Regions from separate parts of the Mus musculus genome. Here region 2 is linked to region 1. The links are chromatin contacts, found by Hi-C or POLR2A ChIA-PET in ENCODE. All regions are on one chromosome and are shown on one strand. The core of a region is the stretch at or near the end of the contact, and the rest is flanking DNA. Distances in the headings are between cores, read along the strand shown. Region 1 overlaps Pepd (peptidase D). Region 2 holds the start of Cebpa (CCAAT/enhancer binding protein (C/EBP), alpha).

The links. A loop is a pair of places that touch in the nucleus more often than their neighbours do. ChIA-PET counts read pairs that join two places held with the same protein, here RNA polymerase II (POLR2A).
Region 2: a loop to region 1 is called in a map of Patski, with 1.9 times the contacts of the local background. The contact joins the promoter of Cebpa here to the enhancer-like site in region 1. A Hi-C loop is called at or near these places in 1 of 37 maps with a recorded cell type or tissue (Patski). POLR2A ChIA-PET finds 5 or more read pairs at or near these places in 1 of 5 experiments (Patski).

What each region holds. Positions count from the first base shown.
Region 1 is chr7:34,927,952-34,933,392 of GRCm38, forward strand. The region is part of intron 3 of Pepd (peptidase D); the gene reads left to right. Among named protein-coding and RNA genes, the nearest start is that of Gm25922, 13 kb to the right of the region's middle. Within about 2 kb of position 2,545, at least 1 of the 3 ENCODE cell types and tissues checked has a DNase peak (open chromatin) inside an H3K27ac peak, as active enhancers do.
Region 2 is chr7:35,116,148-35,121,588 of GRCm38, forward strand. Cebpa (CCAAT/enhancer binding protein (C/EBP), alpha) reads left to right here and starts at 3,146. Exons shown (of 1, transcript NM_007678.3): 1 at 3,146-5,441. The coding sequence starts at 3,272. The coding sequence ends at 4,351.

The DNA of each region.
Region 1 (5,441 bases), core at 1,295-3,794:
ACCCCACCCAGCTGAGCTTCCAGCCTGTGAAAAGGAATTAAAGAAAAGCTTGGTAGTAAATGCCTTTAATCCCAGCCTCCTGGAGGCAGAGGCAGGTGGATCTCTGAGTTTGAGGCCAGCCTGGTCTACAGAGTGAGTTGCAGGACAGCCACCCTTAGGCAGTCAAGGAAACCAAGGAAAACAGAAAGCTGATGAAAGTGTAATTGAATGAGGGGGCTGCGTTTCAGACCTAGCGAGCTGAAGAACTTGGCAGCTTCGGCCACATAGTTCTGGCTTTAGAGTCAAGAACAGAAGAAAGGGGTTATGGAATCTCCCTCTGTGACTAAAGGAAGGTCTCTGAGGTCAGGCCTGTGGCAGGGGTGTCCCTGAATGGAGGCCCAGAGAGGCCATTGCATGAAGCTGTGAAGTTGAAGCCAAAATTGCTTTGGAGACCCCAAGATATTAAGAGTTACCAGAGTCATGGGATACCTGCCAAGGAGAGCTGCACATGGGTGTGGAACCAGCCTAAGAGAGAAGTGTGTTTCAGTCAACAAAACTGAAAGGAGTTGGAGTTGGTGTTTTGATGTCAGACATGGAGATGCAGAGTTTGGAGTTTGCCTAGCTGTGGTCCAGTGTTTCCCCACAAAGCCCCCTTCCCTCCCTTTTGGGATGGTAATGCATATCCTGTGCCTCTGCATGTTGGGAGTATGTGATCTTCTTTTTCATTTCATTTTACAGGGGGTTACAATTAGGAGATTGCCATGAGTCTCAGAATAGTCTTTGAAGTTTAGACTTTATTCTGTGTGGAGCCCGTGATAGACTATGGATGCAGACTTTTGAAGTTGGACTGAATGCATTTTGCATTATGATATGGCTATGTTATGATATGGCCTATGGGGATCAGGGAGCGGAATGTGGTGGTTTGAATAAAAATGGCTTCCATAGGCCACATAGGGAGTGGCACTGTTAGGAGGTGTGGCTGTGTTGGAGGAAGAGTGACACTGGGGATGGGCTTTGAGGTCTCAGATGTTCAAGCTAGAACCACTGCCCCACTCTCTTCCTGCTGCCTGCCAATCCAGCACCATGTCTGCCTGCGTGCTGCCATGCTTCCTGCCCTGATGATAATGGACAAAACCTCTGAAACTGTAAGCCAGCCCAGTGAAATGCTTTCCTTTATTAAGAATTGCTGTGCTCATGGTGTCTCTTCACAGCAATAGAAACCCTACTTAAGACACTGTTCTTTCAACATCCCCTTGGCCCTACCTCCTCACTCAAACTGAGCCTGCTGAGATGAGAGACAGCTCAGAAGCTGGCAGATACTCTAAACTGTGAGCTGTAGGGATGGACAATGGAGGTCCAGGCCCAGGTCAGCTGGCCCCACCTGGTGTGCACCCCCCTCTCTCTCTCTTTATCTTGAGATAAAATGACACTATGTAGCCTAGGCTGGCCTCAGACTCATATCCACCTGTCTCCTCCCCAAGTGCTGGGATTGCAGGTGATAATTACCATGCCCCACCAAAAGAATTATGTGGGTAATTACGTGTGTGTACATGTGTGCATATGTGCGAGCACACGTGCGTGCGTGCGTGCGTGTGTGTGTGTGTGTGTGTGTGTGTGTGTGTGTGTGTGTATGGCTGCATAACCTAGGCAAACACTCTACCACTGAGCAGTTCACCTAGATATTTCCTTATGAAGACTTGGCTCCAGCAAGAAAGGACGGATGTTGCCTGGGAGTTGACGGCAGGCATCTGTAGCTGGTACATTGGAGGATTCTACCCCAGTTGCTGAACCCTTGTAAACTCCCCCATGTATCCTACAGTTACAGCCTGGGAATTAATTGCCCTTGACTGAAGGGCTTAAAGCCCAGGACCTTGATTGGTCAGGTATCAGCTCTTTGCAGTCTGCTTTCCTCATGCACATACAGTCTTCAAGAATACAGGAACTCCATAGCTGAGTCTGAGACTATTAAAGCGCTCTTTTAGTCTGGCCCTGCTTTGCTGAGGCAGCTCATTGTCTGGTGCTGAACAGAGCCTCGAGTAACCTTGAGGGTAGATTCATGCCTGCAGGGTTGCTTCCCCGGTGTATGAGGCTGTGTGTGCTATGCAGGCCAGGCCCAGCAGCTGTGGTCCCAAGGGAGACTGACACCATGGCTGAGACAGTTTCCCCAGCAGACCTTTCCTTTCTGTGCTCTGGGCTGACTCACTGTCTGTCTGTACTGAGTGCTTGGGAGGGAAGGCCTGGTTGTAACAGGCAGGGGACAAAGGGGCCAGTTGTCTGGGCTCGAGCTGGGAAGCAGCCAGATCTGATGTACACGGCTGCTTCCAGACGCTGCGGTGATCAATAGGGCACCGGGAGCAAGGCTGATGGGATTACCTGGCCTTTGCAATCAAAACCCACCAGACTGAACATTTGACCTTAAGCTCCTCAGCTTCCTTTGGAGTCTCTATCTGATGGCTTTTGAAAATGCATCTGGCAGGTTCTACAATCCAAAGTCACTCAGGAAACTCGAGGTCCGTTGTAGGATCCACAGCTTCTGTGGGCACAGCCTTGCCGTTGGGGTTGTAGATGCTGGGGGAGGAGACTGGAAGCCCAGGGCTGGCCTGTGCCTCACCCGTACTGAAGCAGGAGGGTGGGAGCCCCTGATGTGCTTGGAGTCTATCCAAAAGAAGATTAGCTGACGGTGGCTCTGGCCTGGACATCTGGAAGTTTCCTCTGTGACACACCACGCCAACTAGCTTCACAGACATGGGAAGTGAGCAGCTTAGAGTATGGATAGGGGGTCCTCTACATTCCTTCCTGTCCCTGACCAAACTGAAGGCACAGGTAGTGTGCTTTGCCTAGGTTTGCAGGGAGGTGGTGACTGGCCTATCTAGGACCTGTCTGGCCCCAGGTTACCCAGGAATGTGTCTTGTGGAAGAGTGCACATAGGGTGGCTTTTGTTGTTTGAGACAGGGTCTTGCAGTGTAGCTTGGGATGACCTTGAATTCAAGATCCTTCTAGCTCAGCTTCCTGAACACTGGCGTCATGGTGTGTGTTATCACATTGGTTTTATGTGGGCTGTTTGTGACGTGAGATATGGTGTGTGGGACTCGGTCTCTTTTATGGCACTGCCCCGTCCCCCCTTGAGTCACAAGGAGGGAGGGCTTCCTGACCCCTCTGGGGCAGTACTCTGGCTCCGGCTGGAATCAGGAGGAAGGATGGGCTCTTTGAGGGAAGCAGTCTTCAGGAGGGCTAATGGGTTCTTTTTGACTCCTCCTGAGCACCTGCACCCGACTCCTAGCACCTAGGGACTAGCCAGAGCCCCTAGCTTTCATGGGTACATGGGCAGGTTTGTCTCAATCACTGATCCTTGCAGTGTGGCCTTCCTCTGCCAGCTTCTCTCTGTCGGGATAATCTCAGAGGCTGCGCTGTGACTGCCCCAGCTCACACACAGGAGCAATCTCCAGGCTCAGACACTGCTCTGATTTGCAGAGGGCTACTTCCCTCTTTGACAACTTAATGACATCTTGACATGGTTGCTGACTTCTGCTCTGCACGCACCGTGTTGTGCCAATAGTGGAATAAAAGGCAGCGGCATTGTTTGGAGCTGAAGGCAGGCGCCCGGCGCTGGAAACGGATGATGGTTGCTGTCATTTGGCCTTTTTACTTATTCATTAACCACACGCAGGTGGTCAGCTAGCCACTAAGACCTGCCCTTTAAAATTCCATTTTCTGGAGGGTTCCATCATGTCTGCATCATGTGGCATTAATTTAATGGCTCCTTCTCACCTGAGGACTCAATGGGGCTTTGGGGCCCATGGTGCTGTGACCAAGCATCACCTGCTGTGACTCTGGGCTTGTGCTTGGGGCCAGCTGCTGGCAGAGCACAAATCCCCTATAGAGGATGGGTATCCTGTTAAGGGAGGCAACTTCTCCCTGCTGCCAGAAGTGCACTGTGTACTGGGATGCGTATCCGAGTGAGCTCAGCTCCTCTCCTGATTTGTCCCTTAAGTCTGGTTCTTTTCATTGGGATGTCCCGTGGGACGGGGCCAGGCATGAGCTGTGCCTGCTCCTCACCACATGTCAGCTAGGTGTAGATCCTCTAAGAAGCCACTTTGTGCCCTGTCCACACCCCCTCAGTGCATTCAGAGATTCCCAGTGACCCTTCCCACCAGTAGACATGTCACCCCCTTTCCCATCAGCTCCACCAAGTTGTGGCTGCCAAGTGTTCCATGGCTGGTTTGATCATGCAGCCTGGCACATATGTCCCTCCAGGTAATATCTAAATGATTTTTACTGTAGTTAACTCACAAACATGAAAAAGCAAGTACTGCTCAAACATAATTATCTCTGTCCTAAGAATGTAATGTGCAGAGTACCAGACAAAATGACCATAGCTCTTCGTATTTTATATGTTGGTGGTTATTCCTGGCAAGACAATGCATGGGAGGTAAATTAAGACCCAGTTTGCACTCAGCCTAGACTGTGGCATCTGCCTCTGTAAGGAGAGCAAGTACAAGGGGTACTGGGGGGGGGCAGTACTTGTGCTCACTTCTTCCTGTTGGGCTTCTTCTGGGGTCCAGCCTCTCTTTGCTCCACCTTGCCATCCATAGACAGTTTGAATGACAGTTGTCCCCCATAAGGTCATATATTAAATGCTTGGTTTTCCTACCAGATGGTGCTTTAGGAAAGAAGATTTTGGAGGAGATAGGTCACTGGGATGTGTCCTCGGAGTGCCATCTTGTCTCAGGGCCCTCCGTCTCTGCTGGCAGCTGTCCATCCACTGCAAATGGAACAGCCTTTGCTGTGCATGCCCTCCACCGTACTGCCCTGCCTCCGCATTCACTGAGGAGTAGTGGAGCCAAGCAGCCCCACACTGAGCCTCTGGAACCAAGAGCCCAAGAAATAAATAGCTCCTTTCTTAGATTGCTCAGCAAGGCATTTCAAGGCATTGCTCAGTGATGTCCAAGTACGTTGTGTAAGCACCATGTGGGAGTTTGAGGTGAGCACGCAGGAGGGACACCCAGTGTTCACAGCTTACTGCCATCACCTCCTTTGCTGCCACTTCCCCTGGCTCCATGGGATCAAGCTCTCAACCTGGGGCTTACCGCTTCGAGACCTCACCAGGCTTCCGGTCTGGCAAATCTCTGATGGACTCTTAACTTGTGAGACTCCAGAAGAGAAGGACAGGGAGATATTTGCTATGCCTTCCTTCTTAAGAGGCTCCTGGTGCTCTATAGTGGTGGATATGAAAAGGTTAGGGCCCCCACTTCAGTGGCTGGCCTGACCTCCTGTGCAGAGCCCTGGAGGCTGAGTCAGATCTTTGTGCTTCCCAATCGGTAGGAGTTTGCTTTTCATGCCTGTCAGTCCTGGTGTTGACAAAGTGACTGGGGCCAGAGGTAGGGCGGGGCTGTACTGGCACAGCTGGCACAGCTGGAGAGGGAGTGATGAAGATAATCTAGCAGCTGTCTTGCTGGTGGCCC
Region 2 (5,441 bases), core at 1,896-4,395, 190 kb after region 1:
GAAACACTTTACCAATCAGGCCAGCGGTGTCTGGCAACTGAGTCCCCTGTGCTCCCTGCTCCAGGGGCTTGGAGGAAGACATACATGCTGAAAGATGTCAGCTCCAGCCGGGAGCCTGGCATCTTGTATTTAAAGGTCCTAGGTCGCCTCTGTAGCCGCTCCTGGAAGAGGAAGTGGGGTTGAAACAAGTCCTTTTGGTGTGGCCTAGACTGCTGGTGAACCTGTAATCCTCCTGCCTCAGCCTCTAGACTGTTGAAGATACAGGTATGTACCACCATACCTTTTTGGGGACCTCATGTTTCTCATCTAGCCAAAAGCTCCTCTCCATTCTAGCTGGAGTAGGCTTAAACCCAAATGGGACAAAATTAAAAAAAAAATTTTTTTAAACCCTCCCAGACCAGCCACCAGAGGATAAATGCTCCGTGAGATAAAGCAGGTTTGTTTACCTGGGATGGCCTTGGCCATCAACCCAACCCTGTCTGTAGATCCAGCCTTATCTAGGCCCCTCCCTAGCTCTCCCCACACTCCAACCTGTCAAACACCCTTGTCCTTTGTTACCAGAACAGGCCATGCTCCCAGCAGCCTCTCCACCTTTGCACCTGCTGTTCCCTCCTCCAAAGGGGTGGGGGTGGGGAAAGGCTTTTCTTCCTTATCCTTCCAGAGACTTCCTGCCTACTTCAGGAAATATCTCAGAGGCTCACATGAAGACCTCTCCCAAGGCCCGTTTCAGTCAGCCGCAGTGGGATTCCACTAACTGAGTTGTGTAAAGATACATGTTTGACCATCACACGGGAGGCTGGAAATCAGAGCCAGTGAAATCCGGAAATCAGTGGCTGCCTTCTCCAGAGCCCAGTGTTCCTGGGGCTGGGTGTGAATACAGCCATAATGACCGGTTCCACCTCTAACCCATGAGACCATTTCATGGGTGATGGTTTACCCCTGCTCCTTTGGTGTCCCCCTCTATGATGACACTTTTCTTAACCAGCTGACTGCATATGACATATCTGTCCCACTACTTGTGTCACATGCAGGGACATTTCTCACGAACCCCTGGGTGTTTAGAGCAGTAAAAAGGATTCTGTCAGCGACTGGAGACCTGCAGGCTTTGGGGCGGGACTCCCAGTCCCCGCCCCTCACCTCAAGCACTTATCCCACTTTCTTTGTTGATGACTGTAGTGTGTTCCAGCTTCCTTCAACCCCAAGTCCCTCTGCTTGCATAAGCGAGGATGTCAGCCTCCTGCTAATGTCTCTCTTAGCTAGGAACTTTCTTACAGTGTTCCCTTTCCCCTCAGGGGGAACCAAACAAGCAAACAAATAAACATTATATTTAACTCAGCAGAAAGACTGAAGATTCCTCTCGGCTTTTAAGGATTTTTCCCCAGGGGACACTCCACAGGTAGAGTCGCGTGCATCTGGCCCAGAGAGCGATCCTCTGCTCACACCAGGTTGTTTATTTAGTGTATCTGCTTTTTATTCACTCTGTTCAAAAGCATCAAGCTAAAAATATCTTTTTTATGCGCTCTGCACCGAAAATGAAGCAGTTGAGCCATTAATCACTGAGAATATGTTGAATGAGAATTTGATTAAAGTACAGGATGCGTCCTTCAGACGAAGTCGGTTCTTTACTGTAACCGCAGTGGAAGCACAGCAGACCTCCCTAACAGTTTTTAGCCGCTCCTCTTGGAGCCTCCTGGGCGGATCGCAGGGCCTTTCCTGGCCTAAAAAGGCCATTGCACTGGGGGTCTTGACCTGCGACCCTAGAGCGCAGCAGGTCACGGAACACGGACAAATGGAGTTCGAGAGGACGAAAGGCCTCAGCTCAAGAAGCCGCGGTCTTCGGGGTGCAAAAACGAGAGACGTGGGTGCTCACCAGGCCCCTTCTGCCCCCGGACCTCCGCGGCCGCGATCCAGGTGGAGGGTGAACGAGACGCCACGTGGCTGGGAGCCGATGCACGCAAACTCCTACCCACAGCCGCGAGCCTGTAGGCGGCGCGGCGCGGAGGGCTCCCAAGTGGGTGCTCGAAAGGCTTCGTAGCTAGGAATTGGACACCCGAGCTACCGAGATTAGTGCCCCCATGAATGACAGTAGGGAAAGAAAACTGTGTCTTCAGGCCCCTGGCTATGGGCCCCGCCTGGGGATCACAGTCCCCGATTCAAGTTCACTCCTCTCCAACACCCTGCCCTCTCGCGGCCCCTGTGCGCTCTCCTTAGGGTCCTTTTCCGCGAGGCTCAGAGGACCCACCGGCTGGTCCCGGGCGTGGGGTGGTGGTGTCCCGAACACTTGACTAGAGTGCTCCACGCTGGGTAGCAACGTCTGCCTGGTAAGCCTAGCAATCCTATCGCTCTGGCCTGGAGACGCAATGAAAAAGAAAGTTTTCCAGCCTAGGCGAGTGGACGAGCCAGGTCCACCAGGCTCCGGGGTTAGCGGCCGCCTCCGCTCCCCGCCGGGTCCTAGCGCCCTACTACTCTGAAGAGCCCGTGGGACCCTGTAGTTCTAGAGAAGCTGGGCGAAAGAGAGGTGCTCTGCCTGGAAGCCGTGGGGTCGCGTGGAGTTCAGAGAAAAAGACGCACAATCTCTGCGCTCCCGGCCTCGCCACTCGGCGGTGCGCGCTAGGTTGCTGGTCCAAAGCAGTCTCCAACCTCCCGCGCCGCGGCTCTCCGCCACAGCCTTTTAGAAATCCGGGTGGGAGACAGGCCTAGTCCCAGCTTTTAACACAAGTCTGCACTACGGTAGCTCAAAACCAACATTCTCTCTCCAAACGCTCCCCAACCTCCACCTCCCCTCGCTCGGCCTCTAGATGCTCCCGGGCTCCCTAGTGTTGGCTGGAAGTGGGTGACTTAGAGGCTTAAAGGAGGGGCGCCTAACCACGGACCACGTGTGTGCGGGGGCGACAGCGCCGCCGGGGTGGGGCTGAGCGCTGCAAGCCGGGTTCGCCTTGCAGCGCAGGAGTCAGTGGGCGTTGCGCCACGATCTCTCTCCACTAGCACTATGCTCCCCACTCACCGCCTTGGAAAGTCACAGGAGAAGGCGGGCTCTAAGACCCAGCAGGCACCATCCTACTGGCGCCTTCGATCCGAGACCCGTTTGGACACCAGGGGGCGATGCCCGACCCTCTATAAAAGCGGTCCCCGCGCGGGCCTGGCCATTCGCGACCCGAAGCTGCGCGGGCGCGAGCCAGTTGGGGCACTGGGTGGGCGGCGGCGACAGCGGCGCCACGCGCAGGCTGGAGGCCGCCGAGGCTCGCCATGCCGGGAGAACTCTAACTCCCCCATGGAGTCGGCCGACTTCTACGAGGTGGAGCCGCGGCCCCCGATGAGCAGTCACCTCCAGAGCCCCCCGCACGCGCCCAGCAACGCCGCCTTTGGCTTTCCCCGGGGCGCGGGCCCCGCGCCGCCCCCAGCCCCACCTGCCGCCCCGGAGCCGCTGGGCGGCATCTGCGAGCACGAGACGTCTATAGACATCAGCGCCTACATCGACCCGGCCGCCTTCAACGACGAGTTCCTGGCCGACCTCTTCCAGCACAGCCGACAGCAGGAGAAGGCCAAGGCGGCGGCGGGCCCCGCGGGTGGCGGCGGTGACTTTGACTACCCGGGAGCCCCGGCGGGCCCCGGCGGCGCGGTCATGTCCGCGGGGGCGCACGGGCCCCCTCCCGGCTACGGCTGTGCGGCGGCCGGCTACCTGGACGGCAGGCTGGAGCCCCTGTACGAGCGCGTCGGGGCGCCCGCGCTACGGCCGCTGGTGATCAAACAAGAGCCCCGCGAGGAGGACGAGGCGAAGCAGCTGGCGCTGGCCGGCCTCTTCCCCTACCAGCCACCGCCGCCACCGCCACCGCCGCACCCGCACGCGTCTCCCGCGCACCTGGCCGCCCCCCACTTGCAGTTCCAGATCGCGCACTGCGGCCAGACCACCATGCACCTGCAGCCTGGCCACCCCACACCGCCGCCCACGCCCGTGCCCAGCCCGCACGCTGCGCCCGCCTTGGGTGCTGCGGGCCTGCCTGGCCCCGGGAGCGCGCTCAAGGGCTTGGCCGGTGCGCACCCCGACCTCCGCACGGGAGGCGGCGGCGGTGGCAGCGGTGCCGGTGCGGGCAAAGCCAAGAAGTCGGTGGACAAGAACAGCAACGAGTACCGGGTACGGCGGGAACGCAACAACATCGCGGTGCGCAAGAGCCGAGATAAAGCCAAACAACGCAACGTGGAGACGCAACAGAAGGTGCTGGAGTTGACCAGTGACAATGACCGCCTGCGCAAGCGGGTGGAACAGCTGAGCCGTGAACTGGACACGCTGCGGGGCATCTTCCGCCAGCTGCCTGAGAGCTCCTTGGTCAAGGCCATGGGCAACTGCGCGTGAGGCGCGCGGCTGCGGGACCGCCTTGGGCCGGCCCCCTGGCTGGAGACCCAGAGGATGGTTTCGGGTCGCTGGATCTCTAGGCTGCCCGGGCCGCGCAAGCCAGGACTAGGAGATTCCGGTGTGGCCTGAAAGCCTGGCCTGCTCCGCGTGTCCCCTCCCTTCCTCTGAGCCGGACTCGGTGCGTCTAAGATGAGGGAGTCAGGCCGTGGTGGTTTCTCCTTGAGACCGAGAGACTTTCCGCGGAGCTGAGCTGGGGGCCCGGCAGTACTAGTATTAAGGAAGTAACCTTGTGCCTTGGATACTCAAAACTCGCTCCTTTTCCTACCGAGTAGGGGGAGCAAAAATGTGCCTTGATATTTTATTTGGAGGATTCCTGCTTCCTCTCGGGCCTCAGCTGGCCCCGTGAGAAAAATGAAGGGTGCAGGCCCAGGGCAGGAGGAAGATACAGGAAGCTGAGATCCCGGCAGTGCCCTGAGCTGCCCCTCAGTCCCTGTCTTTAGAGGGGAGGGACTTAGGTGTTGGGGATTTGAGTCTGTGTCCTCACCCCCAGCTACAGGGAGGTGGAGGGCTCCTAATCCCTTGCTTTTTGCACCTCCACCTACATCCCCCCCCCCCCACTCAGCTTACAACAGGCCAGGTTTCCTGGGTGAGTTCATGGAGAATGGGGGCACCACCCCCAGTCAGACCAGAAAGCTGAGTTGTGAGTTAGCCATGTGGTAGGAGACAGAGACCTAGGTTTCTGGGCTTTGTGGGGTGGGGGATAGGAGGACACGGGGACCATTAGCCTTGTGTGTACTGTATGTCGCCAGCCGCTGTTGCTGAAGGAACTTGAAGCACAATCGATCCATCCCAGAGGGACTGGAGTTATGACAAGCTTCCCAAATATTTTGCTTTATCATCCGATATCAACACTTGTATCTGGTCTCTGTGTCCCAGCGGTGCCTTGTGCAATGGCAGTGTGCACGTCTATGCTAAACCACCATTTTATTTGGTCTTTTGTTTTGTTTTGGTTTTGCTCTGATTCTTGCCAAACTGAGACTCTTCACTAACGGCTGGGGGAAGGAGCTGAGTGAGGCTCTCATTCTTTTTG